2 separate regions of the Mus musculus genome follow, and region 2 is linked to region 1. A link is a loop called in an ENCODE intact Hi-C map of the cell type or tissue named here. Cell type or tissue: gastrocnemius. All regions are shown on one strand.

Evidence for each region. Peaks named below come from ENCODE experiments on the same cell type or tissue, not always from the same donor. Only the 100,000 strongest peaks of a DNase experiment are listed, where the experiment ranks them.
Region 2: a loop joins it to region 1, with 6 times the contacts of the local background. A loop is called at or near these places in 2 of 42 quality-filtered maps.

The regions. Positions count from the first base shown.
Region 1 is chr12:17,540,500-17,548,499 of GRCm38, reverse strand. Odc1 (ornithine decarboxylase, structural 1) reads right to left here and starts at 3,627. Exons shown (of 12, transcript NM_013614.2): 1 at 3,332-3,627; 2 at 1,307-1,404; 3 at 1,100-1,217; 4 at 694-867; 5 at 378-550; 6 at 57-191. The coding sequence starts at 1,201. It overlaps Gm22748 (a small nucleolar RNA gene), which reads right to left and starts at 2,354; the gene lies at 2,219-2,354. In gastrocnemius, a CTCF peak has its summit at 3,955; a DNase peak (open chromatin) is centred at 3,712; H3K4me3 peaks cover 3,176 bases; H3K27ac peaks cover 4,683 bases.
Region 2 is chr12:17,480,010-17,488,009 of GRCm38, reverse strand. No RefSeq gene overlaps it. Among named protein-coding and RNA genes, the nearest start is that of Gm46325, 25 kb to the right of the region's middle. In gastrocnemius, no CTCF peak of the experiment used is centred here; no DNase peak of the experiment used is centred here; H3K27ac peaks cover 2,246 bases.

The sequences.
Region 1 (8,000 bases):
AGAAAGGGCCTTAAAATTTCATGTCTCAGCCTGTAATGACATCACTGAGATCTCACCTCACACCAATGACGTCAATATTTAGCTCTTTTGCCCGTTCCAAGAGAAGCCTGCTGGTTTTGAGTGTGGCACCAAACTTAACACTGAGGCGACAGACAGCTTTGGAATCATCAGTGGCAATCCGTAGAACCAACCTAGGTGGAAGTACACTGTGTAAGTGCTCTATAATGCTCATCCGCTCAGGAGCCTACGTGTAGGTGCTGCTGCTTGTCTGACACAGGGTTTAGCCTAGTTCTACTATGTATAGGAATAAATAAATGAACCAAGATATGAGTCTGCCCAACAAGGCCCGGCCTTTTGTGCTCTATCAGAAGACTCACTTTGCCTTTGGATGTGCTCTGGCGACTTTCATCAATTCAATTTCACTGTCAAAAGTCATCATCTGGACTCCGTTACTGGCAGCATACTTGATTTGAGAGACTTGTTTACAAGGATTTGCATAGATAACCCTCTCTGCAGGCACCCCAAGCCCCTGCACCAACTGTATTTCAGTCTGAAAGAGAAGAGCAGTGTTGGGCTCTATACAGACCAAGTCTGACAAACAAAAGCACATGAAGTTGTCATGTGCACCTCAGCTTATTAATAACACTTATTAACACAACTGATGCCTCCTTGGGGCGGGGTGAGCAGTCTTACCTTGCTTGCACAGTCAAATCCTGTCCCAATGGCAGCTAGGGTGCTCACTATGGCTCTGCTATCGTTACACTTGACTGCGTAAAAGGGAGTGACGCGGGGAAGAGCTTTTAGCCACCTCAGATGCTTCTTTAGAATGTCTCCGAGGTCCGCAACATAGAACGCATCCTTATCGTCCTGGAATGAGAACAGGTTCAGGGACCTCATTAGCTGTCCAGCAGCTGGCCACACTGAAAACCCTTTTCCCTTCCTTAATCAAATTCTATCCCTGTTAGCAGTCACTGACATGGCATGACCAACCACTAGACAGTCCACAGTCACATTCTAGATTCTCTGGCAAGACAGGCTCATGTATGGTGCTAGGAGCTCTCAGCAGAGTTGCGGCCTTCCGTGGGCTTCCCGTACTTACAGAGGAAGAGACTTCATTGATTTTTTGGTCCAGAATGTCCTTAGCAGTAAAGCCTTCATCAAGGATGTGGCAGTCAAACTCGTCCTTAGTAAAGCTGCTCATGGTTCTCGATGTGCTTCTGAAACAGGGGAAGCCGCAAGTGAGCGGGAACACACTCAAAGTCGTAGCAATGCTCCAGCACAAATCCACAAGTAAACCGATACTTACACAGGGAACCTGGAGATGGAATCAAATTATCACCAGCTCCTCACAAGGTCGACTTAGCCAAGAACTCTGAATGCTGCCTTCTTGGAGTGGTGGAAACACTAGTGAATAGAAACACAAGATGTGATCTCCCTTGGAATCTTACCATTAAAGGTTACACGCTGCAACCATACACCAGAGTAAACAGGTGAAATAAAGTAGCCAGTACAGGAAGAACTGTGGGTGGGAATCCCAGGGCCTAGGTGAATAGACACCACCCTCCCCAAACAGATTCCACTGTTCAAAACTGAATGCCACAACTCTATACATATGGGACATCTCTCCAAAACAGAATGTGTCTCAGAAGCATATCTGCATACAGCCCATTAACTCTGGCAATATTACTGTATTACATGGCTTCATTTCTGAGCCGTTCCAGGTCTTCAGAAACTTCAAATGGCATTACAGTAACTACATGCAGCCCTGAAAATATCTTATTCCTTCCCACTTTGTTATGCTGAATGATCTTAAGTGAATACAGTCATTATCATCTATCTAGAGCACTCAAACTCAGTGAACAATCCATCAAAATTTTCCATAAGGAACTTTCATGCAGTACTAGCATTAAAACAAAACAAAACAAAACAAAACAAAAACCCAAACTCTTCAAATCAACAGGATATTGTTAGTTACTATTATGAGACACCAGTATCCCAAAGCCTATATTGCCTAACAAAATGAGCACTTCTGGGATCCTGACTGTCCTCAAATGCCTTCTAATATCCACTTAGTTATGGATAATAACCATATGGAAGGCATTTTTGGTCAACTTTATGACTAACAAAAATAAGCAAGGTCACCACTCTTAATAAAAGCTTCTGTCTGGGCCTTATGAAATGGACAACAGCAAGTGGCCAAGTAAAACTCGTTTTTTTCCGTTGTGTGACCCACTTCAGTGCCTGCAGCCTACAGGCACGGAGGCTGGGCAATGGTTAGGAGCCACAATTTGCTCTAGCATGGGACACTATGAGAGGCCCACGGGGAAGAGCCTGCCATAAATCCAAATCCATGCATGGTTAAACATGTTAAGCCTTAATTTAACGAGACTTTTGGCAATGTCAACTTCCGTTAGCTGCCTAAACCTCTCCTAAGTTAAGACTAGAGAAGAGAGCCAGCCAACTCGTTGTATATCATTTACAACTGATGAATGGGCTTTGGCAGTAACTTTGTAATTTTAGGTCTTAAGTATTTTCCAGGCAACCTTCCGGTTTAAACACGAAAAGCTTTGAGATACTGTTTTGCCTTTCTGTAGCTTTGCCTAAATAATATAATAGATAAGATCTGAAAGAAAAATGTTACTAACACATTTTGGTATGGGAAGTAGCTAAATCGTGTCAGACAATTAGCACAAGAAGGTAACTCTGGAAGATATAAGCCAATTAAAACAGAAAAGAATTCCAATCAGTCAAAGTCTGCCCGATCTTAGGTTTGAATAAAACAAACCACTACATTCTTTGTCCTCTCCCAGACATTCCTGACAGGCTCTGCCCCCCACACTTTTTCCAGTTATTGAGGATTCTGAGTAGGGTTTCCGGGACAGCCGGGAACCCGTTTTCCCCTAAACCACTAAGTCATTCAAGGAGTTCTAATTCCAAGTCACAGCTGGTGGGTATTCATTAGCAGTGACTCCCAGACTAAATTTGGTCTACCAACTTCCACTCCGGGTCATCGCCTCTGCTCTGTACACGTAGTGAAACTAAAGAAAGCAGCAGGAAACTAACTGCAGGACCGCTGCTCGCGGCCGCGCTCCCCTGCACCTGCCGCGGGCTTGCCCTCCATCATCACCCGGGCAAGTGGAGCGCTGAGTCCGGCTGACGCGAAGAGGGCTCCCATGGGGGGATCCGAGGGCTTGCAGCCGAGGTCCAGGAGCAGCTGCCTTCAGGGCGGCGGCTCGCAAGGTCACCGGTCCCGGGCCACGTGTCCCCTGCCGGCGGCCGCAGTCCGGGCCTCGCGACACGTGGCCGCACATCCCTCCCGCGTCCCGCTCACCTCACAGCACGGTGGCCCGGCTGGCCTGACCCATGGAGGCGCCGCCGCCAAACCCCGAGGAGCGCCCGTCCGTCCGTCCGTCCGCCCGCCGCCGCCGCCCCGTCAGCCGCCTCGTCGAGCCCGCCGCAGACGCCGACCGGAGGTGGCGCCGAGCTGCTGGCTGAGGGCGGCCGGCGGTGGCGGCTGCAGGGACTGACAAAGCCCGACGGTGCGACGCGCCGCTACTTATACGCCGAGCACGTCGTCATGGAGACGCACCAGCTCAAACCAGCCGCGATCGGTTCCGGCCGGGAGGCGCGGGGGAGGGGCGGGGACTCCGTGGCGGCCAACCCGGGTCCCGGCGCCGGAGGCGGGGGACGCGGGCCGGGCGCGTCAGTGGGGCGGGGCGCAGCGCGTGCCCACCCACCCGCCCATACGCCCCGCGCTCCCCGCCGGGCCTCGTGTCGGACACGCCCTGCGGCAGGCCTGCGCACGCGCACCACATCACCAGTCCTGGCTGCCAGCATGCCGCAGGGCCCTATGGGCAGCGGGCGGGAGTCGGCTGGTGCATGCGCACATGTACCTGGTCGCCAGTCTCTCGCCCCCTACCTCTCCGCCTAGGCACACAATCTCTTCCCCCTCTCCAGGTCCTAACGGCTGAACCCAGACCTGGAAGACTAGCAAAATTCTTCCTCGGCTTTCCATTCAGGGGGTGGTATTCCCTAGCGGGGCAGGCGTATCGCAGATGCAAGCGGAGGATGGATGGGCCGTGAGCTGTGCGCCGGCCACATAGACTAGACTTGGTGGCGCAGACTGACCCTGCATCACGACCCTGTATGCCTAAGCCTGAAAGCTTGCTGAGAGACAAGCCCGCGGAGGCTGACCCGGCCACTCCGTGTTATGTTGGTGGCTTCCAACTAGATGTTAGGCATCAGTTGCATGCTAAGTACGCCTTCTATCTAAGCAAGGGTCGTATTGAAAGGCGTGTTAGGGACAAGGTAAGAGGTGGTGGACAGCCACCAGCTGTCTCTCTTATTCTGTCTTTCAGGGTAGCTACAACTTTGAGAAGCCTGAATGCGAACAGAGTCTGGGCAGTAAATTTGTATCCACCAAAGTTACATTGTTAAAGAACAAGTGGGACTGACTTACATATTCAGTATTGGAAAAACACACGAACACTACAATTTGTTACTATGTATACTATGTATACGATGTTAATGGTTTGTTAATTCTCAGTTAAAACCCCTCTCCCAGCCCAGACGTTGAGATACCATAGCAGTACCAAAAAACTAACTTGAATCACAGCAAAGGAAAAAACTTGAAGCTTTTCAAGGGCCTGAGCAGGGCCAGATGACCCACACCTTTAATCCCAGTACTCAGGCAGAGGCAGGCTTTTGTTTATTTGTTTTTTGTTTGGTTTGGGTGGTTTGTTTTTGAGACCTGGCCTCTCAGTTTAGCCCTGGCTTTAGTGGAACTCTACCTGCCTCTGCCTCAAGAATGCTGGGATTAAAGGTATGTTCCTTCTCTGACCAGCTAAATCTCTTAAGTTTGAGACCAGTATAGTCTACAAAGAGTTCCAGACCAACCACGGCTACATAGTGAGACCCTATCACAAAACAAAGTCAAACAAACAAACCCCACTGGCTTTTCTCCAGAGGTCCCTAGAGAAAATCCACAACCCAGCTCCACTCCCAAACTGTTGTGCAGTTTTGTGCAAGCCTTGGTCTCATGTACCCAAGGGTCTTTTACAACCACAAAGTCCTGGGAGGAAAAACCTTAGTACACACTTCCAAGCCTGGGTCATAGTCCATAGATATTTGTTGAATGAGTGAATGAAAGAACGAGTGATTCACTTCTCCCTGAATCATGGCTTCTGCAGAAAGAAACAAGAGCCACAAAAGCATCAAGCAAGCTGTCCATACAACGATGGGATGGGCATTTCACTCTTCTCTTGGGCACCCTGCTCTTCCTTAGTTTTATATAATCCTGGAGCAGTCACAAGGTACCATGCAGAGCAGGAGAAGGGTATGGGATCCCCTCCTAACAACCCTTTTCTTCCCCAAGGACCAGATTAGCTGTTTTGACCAGTCAAAGAACATACAGCCCCAAGCGTTCAATTAGCATCTTTATCTCTGTGATGGGAGATAATCATAGTGTTTTAGTTTTGGAAACCTTACCTGGGAAGAAGAGCGCAGGTCTTGGTCAGGAAGACCAGGAGACCATTCCAAATTATAAACTACTCTGGCTCTATCACAACTGCCTATGTATGTATGGCACCAACCCACCCACATTCCAATTCCTGCCCAAACCCTCGGGAGGTGGTGTCTTGTACATGATCCAGCTGACTGTCAGGGTGGGGACAGAAGGTAGGGAAGGAGGGGCCCATTTCCTGGGGTAGTGGCCCTGCTAGCTGGTGGTAGACAGGCTCCAGCATGGAGAGGTCCCCAAAGCCGGTCTGAAAGCAGCTGAGCTTGAGTCATAAGACTCAACTACTAACCTGCATTCAAGAAGACAGACCAGTGGTGACTAAACCCAGGCTTAGTCAAACGAGTGGCATTACTGATATTATTTTCACCGGTTCCTCCCTTTCCCTACCCATCTTCCTTAAGAGAAAATCAACAAAGGCTAGGCTACCACTCAACACAAGAGTGCTTGCCCCTTTCTCCCTAGGGGCAATTTGAGGCCCCAAGTTCCATTGCCATTGTCTCTCCAAAGTAAAGCGATGAGACCTTATAAAATGCCAATGTCCAGAATGTTATCCTGACATGCAGTGAGGTGTTTGTGCTAGATTGTGCAGAGGCACCGAAGGATGGATGAAACCAGTGTAGATGCTGCTATTAGCGGTGTTCTCAGTTACTGTCTTATATTCTGGGGCTGTCTCTGACTTTCTTAGGGACTCTCAGCACTTGCCCATGGTAAAATCCTGAATCTCACGCCCCTCCTTGGAGGTGCAAGCTCAGTGTCTACAAGTAGTGATGGTTGGGCCAAGTTCTAAGAGCTCTAACTTTATTTTTTAAGACAGCATCTCATGGAGCTCAGGTCCCTGTGTAGCAGAGCAGAGCCTTGAATGGCTACTGCCTCCACCTCCCAAGTACATGGGGTAGTTACAAATGTAAAGAGGGCCCCTTATGGGAAAAGAATTACATCGCATAAAGGAATAACCAGCAATTGTATACAAATCCATTTACTTGGTATTGGCAAAGTCAAGACAGGGCTTTCATTCATCCATTGGTTCATCCCCTCCTAACAACTCCTTTTTTTCCCCAAGGATGAGATTAGCTGTCGTGACCCATCCGAAAATGTGCAGCCTGAAGCATTGTTTGTTTGTTTGCTTGCTTGCTTGTTTGTTTTAGATAAGGTCTCATTGTTGTATGTGTGGCTGGCCAGGAATCTGCTATATAGATAAGCTACCTGGAACTCACAGAGAGTATGCCTCAGTATGCCTCAGCGGGTATTGAAAGCATGGGCCATCACACCTGGCTTCAAGATAGACTCTTAAAAGAGGAAGAGAGGAGGAGGAATCCGTATCCAAAGTCATATCTGTCTTCTAGGAAAAGAACAGACTAGCCAGACATGGTAGCACACACCTTCAATCCTAGTGCTTGGGAGGCAGAGGCAGGTTCAAGGCTGGCCTGGTCTACAAAGCTGGGCTTTGTACAGCCAGGACTGCTCACACTGAGAAACCCTGTCTTGGAAAGAAAGAAAGAAAGAAAGAAAGAAAGAAAGAAAGAAAGAAAGAAAGAAAGAAAGAAAGAAAGAAAGAAAGAAAGAAAGAAAGAAAGAAAGAGAGAGAGAGAGAGAGAGAGAGAGAGAAAGAGAGAAAGAGAAAGAAAGAAAGAGGGAGGGAAGGAAGAAAGAAAGAAAGAAAGAAAGAAAGAAAGAAAGAAAGAAAGAAAGAAAGAAAGAAGGAAGGAAGGAAGGAAGGAAGGAAGGAAGGAAGGAAGGAAGGAAAGAAGGAAAGAAAGGAAGAGAGCAGACTAAAGTGAGATTCCTAATATTAGGCCACATAAGGAAATTAGCACCTGCCTTGCTAAAGGTGCACAACTCAAGATACCTGGGCAATGGAGAGCAGTCACCAGACAAGTCACATCTGGATATTTGACCCAAAATAGTGTTCCACTGCTGTAACTCACCAATGCTAGACTTGCCCTGAAATTGTGTTGAGTGTCTCCAAAGAGCTAACCCTCCCTCCGAGGCAGAAAGTGTGCCACCTCCACTGATAATCCAAATAATGTGCCCAAGGCAGGGAAGGCAGCTTCCAGGTTGTTCTGAGCAATGGTGGCATCATCAGAAGTGATGGCATTGCTCCAGAGGATCTCTTCTAAGCATCAGACACCCATGTGTACAAGTCTCGGTATTTTTATTATGAAGAGTGAAGTTACATCATGACCCTACCTTACCCAGCCCTGGTAGAGCTTACTGGGATGGGACCAGACAGCAAGCCCAGTAGTGGAAACTGGGACAGGACTTTCCCAAGCCCAGCAGGCTCAGGGGCAGGTCAGTGGCCACACAGGACGTGGCAGTGAAGTAACCCCTGTCCTGAGGTTCATTTTAGTGGCATCTGTGGTTTCTGTGGGAGCAACTGGCTGCTAAGAACTCCCTCCTTATTGTGTATTTTCTAGAATTGGAGACACAAGAATCCGAGTATTTATCTTTGGGTAGTGTGCTCATTCTGCATGTCTGTTGAGTT
Region 2 (8,000 bases), 60 kb after region 1:
AACTCAGAGTTATCACAAGGAAAATCCATTCATGCTCACAGTCTCATTCAGCTTTTCTCCCACTTAAGTATGAACTGAGACTAGCTTCCCAAATAGCAACAATTTAAGTGCATTCAGGGTGACTTGGCCATAGACATCCACCTGGCATGGTATTGGAGGTTATGGCCTGTGAAAGCCAGCAAAGAGAGAGAGAGAGAGAGAGAGAGAGAGAGAGAGAGAGAGGGGAAAGGAGAGAGGGAGGGAAGGATGGAGGGAGGGAGAGAGGGAGGGAAGGAGGGAGGGAGGGAGGGAGGGAGGGAGGAAAAAAGAGAGAGAAATGATGTAAGGCCCAGAAGTAGAACTGTCTTTCTTAGATACAGTATGACCTCATATAATCTCATATGTAAAAAGGCCTAAAACACACCCACATGCATGTTTGCATTCTTAGAAGCTTAAACAAGCTTATCAGGGTCACAGAGATAAGTCAGAGTTTCCTTTTTTTAATCAGTAAGTAAGAAGACTATGGAAAAAAGAAAGCTGTCTTACTTATGGCAGTTGGTATATTCAGGAATCCATTTATCAGAAGCCATCCAAGCCTGGCCACCAGGGACTATGCAGATCACTCAAGAGAGAAGCTAGGGATGAAACAAATGGGAGCAGTCCCTGCCCACGGATTGGCAGTCAGTGTGCTCCCCGACTGACAGAGCTGTTCCCCTGAGAGTGGACTGCACGATCAACTCTATCCTTATCCCTGTCCCAGGAGGCAATTTTTCCCCCCAGAAATTGGCGAGTTAATTCTAAAGTGTATGTGGAAATGCAAAATTCCTATAACCAAACCAATCTGGAAAAGATGAAAATCCAGAGCTCCTTCATGCTTTCTGATTTCATTCTTCCCTTTGTGTGTGTGTGTGTGTGTGTGTGTGTGTAATTCTGAGCACTCACACTACAGCAAACATGTGGAGATCGGAGGCCAATTCTCTACAGTCAGTCCTTCTGGGGATTGAACGGAGGCAGTCAAGGCTAGCCCAGCCAGCAAAGTAGGTCCCAGGCCAACCAAGCAGGGCTGCCTAATAGGATCCTGTCTCAAAACAACACAAAACACAAGCAACCGCAAAATCTTTGTGAGCTGAGATGAAGAGTTCTTAGATACAGAACAACCCAGCCCCGGAAAAAAATTGAACTTGGTCAGAATAAACCCCCTCTATGCTTCAGGAGACACAATGAGAAAGGTGAGAAGACAAAACAGAAACTGGTAGACAGTATCAGCAAACGCTCAACCTACTCCAAGAGCTTTACAATTTAATGGCAGAAGGCAGACAACCAATTAGAAAAGAGGCGAAATCACGCTGCTTAGCTCAGTCAGCAGAACCTGAGACTCTTAAAATAGGCAAAATATTTGAACATAAATTCACAGACAAGTGGCTTCACATGCATAATAGATCCTCAACACCGTTAGTCATGGGAGAAATGCAAATTAAACCCCTGCTGCAGTGACAACTACACGCTGGGGAGGGTGACAGTGATTTTAAAGATTTGCAATTCTAAATGTCCGTTGGAGCGCCAAAAACTTAACCCTTAAGTAACACTTGGGTATGCAGAGCCCTTTCTCCCCACCTCCCTTCCCTTTCTCCCTCTTGCTCAGGCCCATAGATTTTTTATTATTTGTTTCTCATTACAGATGGTTGTGAACCACCACGTGGTTGCTGGGATTTGAACTCATGACCTCCAGAAAAACAGTTGGTGCTCTTAACCACTGAGCCATCTCTCCAGCCCAAGTGCTTTCAGTTAAACGACAGTATAAGTCTTCAGAAGCAGTCACTGGACAGTGGCTTAGTTAGTAGAGCATTTGCTTATCATTCACAGAGTCATGGGTTTGAGCCCAAGAACCACTTAAAACCAGGTGTGGTTGCATATGACTAGAAACCCAGTACTGGGGAGGTGGAAGCTGGAGATCAGAAGTTCAAGGCTACCCTCTGCTGTAGAGAGAGTTTGAGGTCAGTCTGATCCTGCCTCGAGAGTCAAAGTCTTGCAGAAGCTTGAAAAGCAATAATAATAAAAAAAAACAACAAAAAAAAAAAACAAAACCTCTCAACATCAATTCCAGGCAGCTACACATGTGCACTCACATACATGCAAACATATCACACTCACACACAAATACCAGAGGAAAAACATATTTCCTAATTATAAACACATGGACTCAAGAACTAGAGGCCATTGTACAGAAGAGTGTCCCTGGGGAACTAGAGGCCAACCTGGTCTATCTGGTGAGAGTTGCAAGGACCAAGGTCTCTCTGATCCTGCGATTGGTCTCTACTTCAAAACAAGCCCAAAAGGCAAACCCATTGGGTCAGCAGCACCCTGAGGCTGGGGATGTGACATGGGATGGACTAGAGTGAGTGTGAGGAGGTGACAGGGATGCTCTAGAACTGGACAATGGTGATGCTAGCACAGAGCTTAGAGTTTCCCACATCACTACAATAGCAGCTTAAGACAGGTGGATTTTATCTCATGGGAATTTTACTTCAATAATACTGTTCTAAACCTATATATGTATATATGTATATATATATATGCATATATACATGTATGTAGATATGTGTATATAAATTATATGTGTATGTATATGTATGTGTATATGTATATATACTAAATGTCAGAATGAAAACCTCTGTTCAGTTTGGGCAATGAGGTCACAAATGGTATCTTTTTTTTTTTTTTTTTCTTTCTCTTTTCTATAGTTTCTGCCTGTTCTGGAGTAGATCTGCCATTCTTAACTATGGCCACAGTTTGGGTCTCAAGTGTCCCCAGTGGCCTGCAGGCTACACACTATGTAGCTCTATGTATCAAGTGACAAGGGCAGCTTTAAGAGTTGGTGGGGCCCAGTGGAGGCTTTAGATTCAGGGCTATGGGCTCAAAGGCTGAGGGATCCCAGTCTGACTGTGACCTCTTTTCCATCTCCCAGCTCCTGCCACGACAACCTCAAATCCTCAAAGCAGTCAAGGCCAAGGAATTGTAGGCCCAAAGTATCTTTTTCCCTTTATAAATTAATTATCTCGGATATTTTATCATAGCAATGAAAAGCAGTAATACAGATCATCAGAATTAGGGTAGTGTGTGTATGAATATGTGTGTGAGTGTATGTATGCGTGTGTGCATGCATGTGTATGTGTACATGTGTGCACATGTGTATGTATTGATGCATGTGTGTGTGTGAATGCATGTGTGTGTACGCACATGTTTGTGTAGCAGGATGCAGGTGAGGTGCGACTTGTTTGTTTATTTGCTTTGTTGAGAGGCAGTAGTAGCCAAGTTTCCAACAGGAAAAGTGAAACTCATCACCCCTCCCCCCACTGGCCTCTCTGGCCTTGGCGGTGGCGGAAGAGTAACAGACATCTGTCCCCAAAAATATCTCTTGCACTGCAAAATTACTGCGTCACCGGCAGAGATGGGGACAGCTGGTAAACTTATAAACAGTGAGAGGAACCTTAGAAGTAAAGCGAGAGGCCTTGACTCCTTTTTAAAAATATGTTTTAAACAGATAGTGTAAACCTGGCACGACGGTGCATGCCTGTAACCTCAGCTTTAGGGAATCTGAGGCAGGAGGATTACGAGTTCAAAGACAGTCTGGGCTACATAGCTAGACTCTGTCCTAATATTATGTTGATTGTAGCTATTAAAGAAATAATTAGGCTGTGCAGTGACAATTGTTAAGACACACTGTTGGGGCTTTTACTCCATTCTGTTCTTCAGGCCCTGGAGCCGCTGCAGGGAGTCCTCTGGTGGGCTAGGGAGCTGCTGAGGCATATGGGCAGATAGAGCCCCAGACCTGGACACCAGCAGAAATGTGTCAGACATTGAGGGTTCCTGATTAAACTAACCTAATCAGATTCCCATCAAAGGTGGGCCTAGGTGACCAGACATCCCCTGTGGATATAGTCCAGAATGAGGATCGCATCAGGAATCAAGGAGGTTTGAAGGTCAAGGTCAGGGAGTGTTAGCACAGCCACTCATCAAAGCTCTTACTAATACTGGATTTTACAAAGACACGCAGAGTTGGGTCTAGGAAAAGGCTTTTAGACCTTGGTTAAAGTTTGGTCCAGCAAAGAATCTTTGTCATGACAGGTCATCAAGGAGCGTGTGTCAGGGACAGCTCAATAAATTTTCATAGAACCCAGCTCACAGACTAGTGGTTGTTTATGCCTTTAATCCCAGCACTCAGGAGGCAGACACAGGCATATCTCTGTGAGTTGGAGGCCAGACTGGACTACAGAGTGAGTGAGAACAGCCAGGGCTATCAGAGAAACTCTTGTCTTGAAAAATCAAAACAAAACAAAACAAACACACAGACACACAAAACCCTCAAACAAACAAGCAAACAAAAAACCAAAATCAAAACAGCTCAGCAGTCAGAACCAGAACACTCCACGTGCTCCCTTGGTACTCCCTGCTAAGCCGCTAGCTTCTCCAGCATTAACCTCTCCTCCAGCTTCGTCCAGCACACGTTTGAGCTTGGCCACCTGAAGGTATGCAGTGAGGGCTGGAGAAATGGCTCAGCAGTTAAGAGTACTTGCTGCTCTTGTAAAGGACTGGGGTTTGGTTCCCAGTACCCACACAGCTGCTCACAACCACTTACAACTCCAGTTCTGGGGGACTTGGCCTGAAGTGGCTGCTAGTATCCCCTCAGGGCGCAGGCCTGTTGACCTGGCATCTGCCCGGGATGTGAAAGTCTGGGACCTGGAAAACTCAGAGGATTTGTAGCAGGTGTTCTTGGTCTCCCATACAGCAGAGAGAGAAGGCATAGAGTAGGGGCTCAGTCATGCTGAGCAAATGCAGGTAGAGGCCCCACATTCTTTTCTGTATCCTGAAGAGACAATGCCAGACCCAAGGGCTATTGCCTGAGCTGGTAATAACAGTAATGGACCAAGTGAGACTCTCCTAGTCCTCTAATGACAACCTTCGAAGTTGCTACAGAACCAGTCAGGAAGGAAATGAGGGACAACTGGCCCAAAGGCGTGGTGTTTCTCCCACCAGGGGAACAAGAGTCTCTAAAATGCCAGGTGAGTTTCCACCATACACCACAAACCAGAGAAAAGGATTGTGGGAGATCTCCCTAGTGCTCTACAATGGTGTGTGTGTGTGTGTGTGTGTGTGTGTGTGTGTGTGTGTGTGTGTGTGTGTGTGTGTTTGTTTGTTTGTTTGTTTGTTTGTTTGTTTTTTGAGACAGGGTTTCTCTGTATAGCCCTGGCTGTCCTGGAGCTCACTTTGTAGACCAGGTTGGCCTCCAACTCAGAAATCCGCCTGCCTCTGCCTCCCGAGTGCTGGGATTAAAGGCGTGTGCCACCACGCCTGTACAATGGTGTTGAGTATAGGACTATCTTCCAGAACTGTCCATAGGATTTCAAAAAGTTAATAAAAATAAGAATAGCAGGTAGATTCAAGCCATGCTTACCACTAAATTTTTAAAGGGATCAGGTCTCCTCCAAAATCGGTGTTTGGTTCCCATGTCAACCTTCCGGTCCCACTACAATAGAGAACTGCCCGCTTTGGCAGTGGCTGCGCGGTGAGGGTGGGCTCCAGCACGTGTTTCTCCACAGTCTCATTCTTCTCTGGGACAACCGCACTATGCTCAAAGATATCCAAAAGTCCGAAAGGAGGCCTCCCAGACAAGTTTGAAGAAGGTGGGCCCTCACGCGGCTTTGCCTAGGGGATCCGACCACCATCTTCTAACTCTGAGATTCCGTTCAGCATCAGAACCTTTGTGGCCGCTATTCTCCATCAAGGCAATGACACTTAATGCATTGAGTTGTCACAAGGACCCATCAGGAAGAGGCCAGGTCTCATTGGAAAGGCAGGAAGTCCCTATTGATGCCATGGCTCTGGTAATTAATGGGAACTGACTAACGCAGAGCCCACCTTCCAGAATAGCTGAGAGACAGTACGTGGGGCTTCCCTTCCACCTAGCCCTCTTTGGAAATTTACATCCCTAGCGAAGCTCCATTGTGAAACACCAAGACTCTGATGTGGAAGAGAGGAAGACAAAGGGCAGACTCTGAATCAACCGGCAGGTGTCTGCCCTTCAGAGGCTCCACCGGAGGGTGGACCCGTGACTCACCATAGATCCTTTTACTTTTCCTAGTGACCAATCTGATTTTCCCATTACACGGCAGTGATTCACCGAGTGCTGTCTTGGTTATGTAACTGGGGCTGTTTTGATCTGTTGGGGTGTCTCTATCTCCTTTTCTATGTCACCTCTGTGATGCTTCGGAGACGCTTGCGTCTTACATAACTTGGTCCATGGTAACAAACAGTTGTTGAAATATCTTCCCTTTGAGAACAAAACAACGTGCTCCATCCATCTCCAGGAAATGAGCATCTGGGTGGTGGATGAAGGCCCAGCTTAGACCCAGGAGACCCCTCAGTAGGCCTGGCTTGACTGCAGACACCATTTGTGTTCCCCATCTTCTCTGACCTTAGTTCTTCCATCTTCAGTGAAATGGACTATATAAAACCTAAGTGTCGACCTGTATAATGTTGTTAATGTTTCTCAGAGTCTAGACAAGAGCTCCAGAGATGGGAAACTTGGTGTTTTCCATCAAACTCAAAGATGGACATAGACACTAAATTCTCAAGCAGACTTATTTTAAGATAATGTAGTGGGGAGGGAGAAACAACAGATTTCTGCTAGACTTCTTACAAATAAAATCATCTAGCCCACGGGAGGGTGGGAATGGAGTTCCCATCATTTCCTCCATTCTTTTTGTGCTATAAATGACCAACTGAAGGCTCAAAATGCACCAATGTCATTCTGACCTTCACATTCACTTACTTGGCCAGACCAGGAGCAGTCTTCACCACTGGGTGTTGCACACATTCTTGCTTGACTCATCGCCAACAGGAGAGCATGTCCTGAGGTTGGTCAAATTCTAGTAGGTCCTTGGATCCATCCCTTATGTCAGAAAGGCTCAACAAGACCTTTTTATTTCGAGTCTGTGGCATTTACTAGGGTTCTTACGTGGACATCAGCATCTCCCGTCTGTTCTGAAAATTTCTCATCGACATTGTCTTCTCACAGCACATTTGCTGTCTTCTCTCTTGCTTCTTTTTCCAGAGTGTCAGTTAGGTGTGTTTAGACTATTTACTCTCTTTTTTTTTTTCTCTCTCTGATACTCTGATGACTTTCTTTTGGACTTCCTACACTGTTGTTTGACTAATTTCTTCTGGCCTATCTTCTGGTTCACTGATTTTTCCATTGTCTGTATCTAATCAGCTATTAAACTCATCTATTAAATTCAGTGTTCAGTAATTATACTTATATTTATTTTTCTACATGATCTCAGGTGGGTGTGAAGGCACAGATCTGTGATCCCAACAGTCAAGAGACTGAGGAAGGTCTTGAGTTTGAGGCTAGCCTGGACTCATAGAGAGATCATGTTCAAACAAAACTAAACAAAATAAAAACAGCTCTATTTTATTATTATTATTATTGGTTTTTTGAGACAGGGTTTTTCTGTGCAGTCCTGGCTGTCCTGGAACTCACTCTGTAGACCAGGCTGGCCTCAAACTCAGAAATCTGCCTGCCTCTGCCTCCCAAGTGCTGGGAATAAAGGCGTGTGCCACCACTGCCCATCTTATTATTTTTTTAAGATCAGTTTTTGTTAACTTTCTGTTACCTGGGTACACTTTAAAGTTTGTGTTCTGTGGTGCGTGTCTTTAATCCCAGCACTTGGGAGGCAGAGGCAAGTAGAGCTCTCAGTTTCAGGCCAGCCTGGTCTACAGATCAAGTTCCAGGACAGCCAGGGCTACACAGAAAAACCTTGTCTGAAACAAAACAAAACAAAACAAAACAAGCAAACAACAACAAAAACAAAAAGAGGAAAATAGGAAAAGAGAAAAGGTTGTATTCTGTCTTTTAACATAACAATTTTAGCTTTTGTTTTTTTCTGATTCTATTGTGTGAAATATCTGGGGCTCAGTTTGTTGCTTCTGCCTCAATACTGTTTCCACCTCTCTACCTTGTG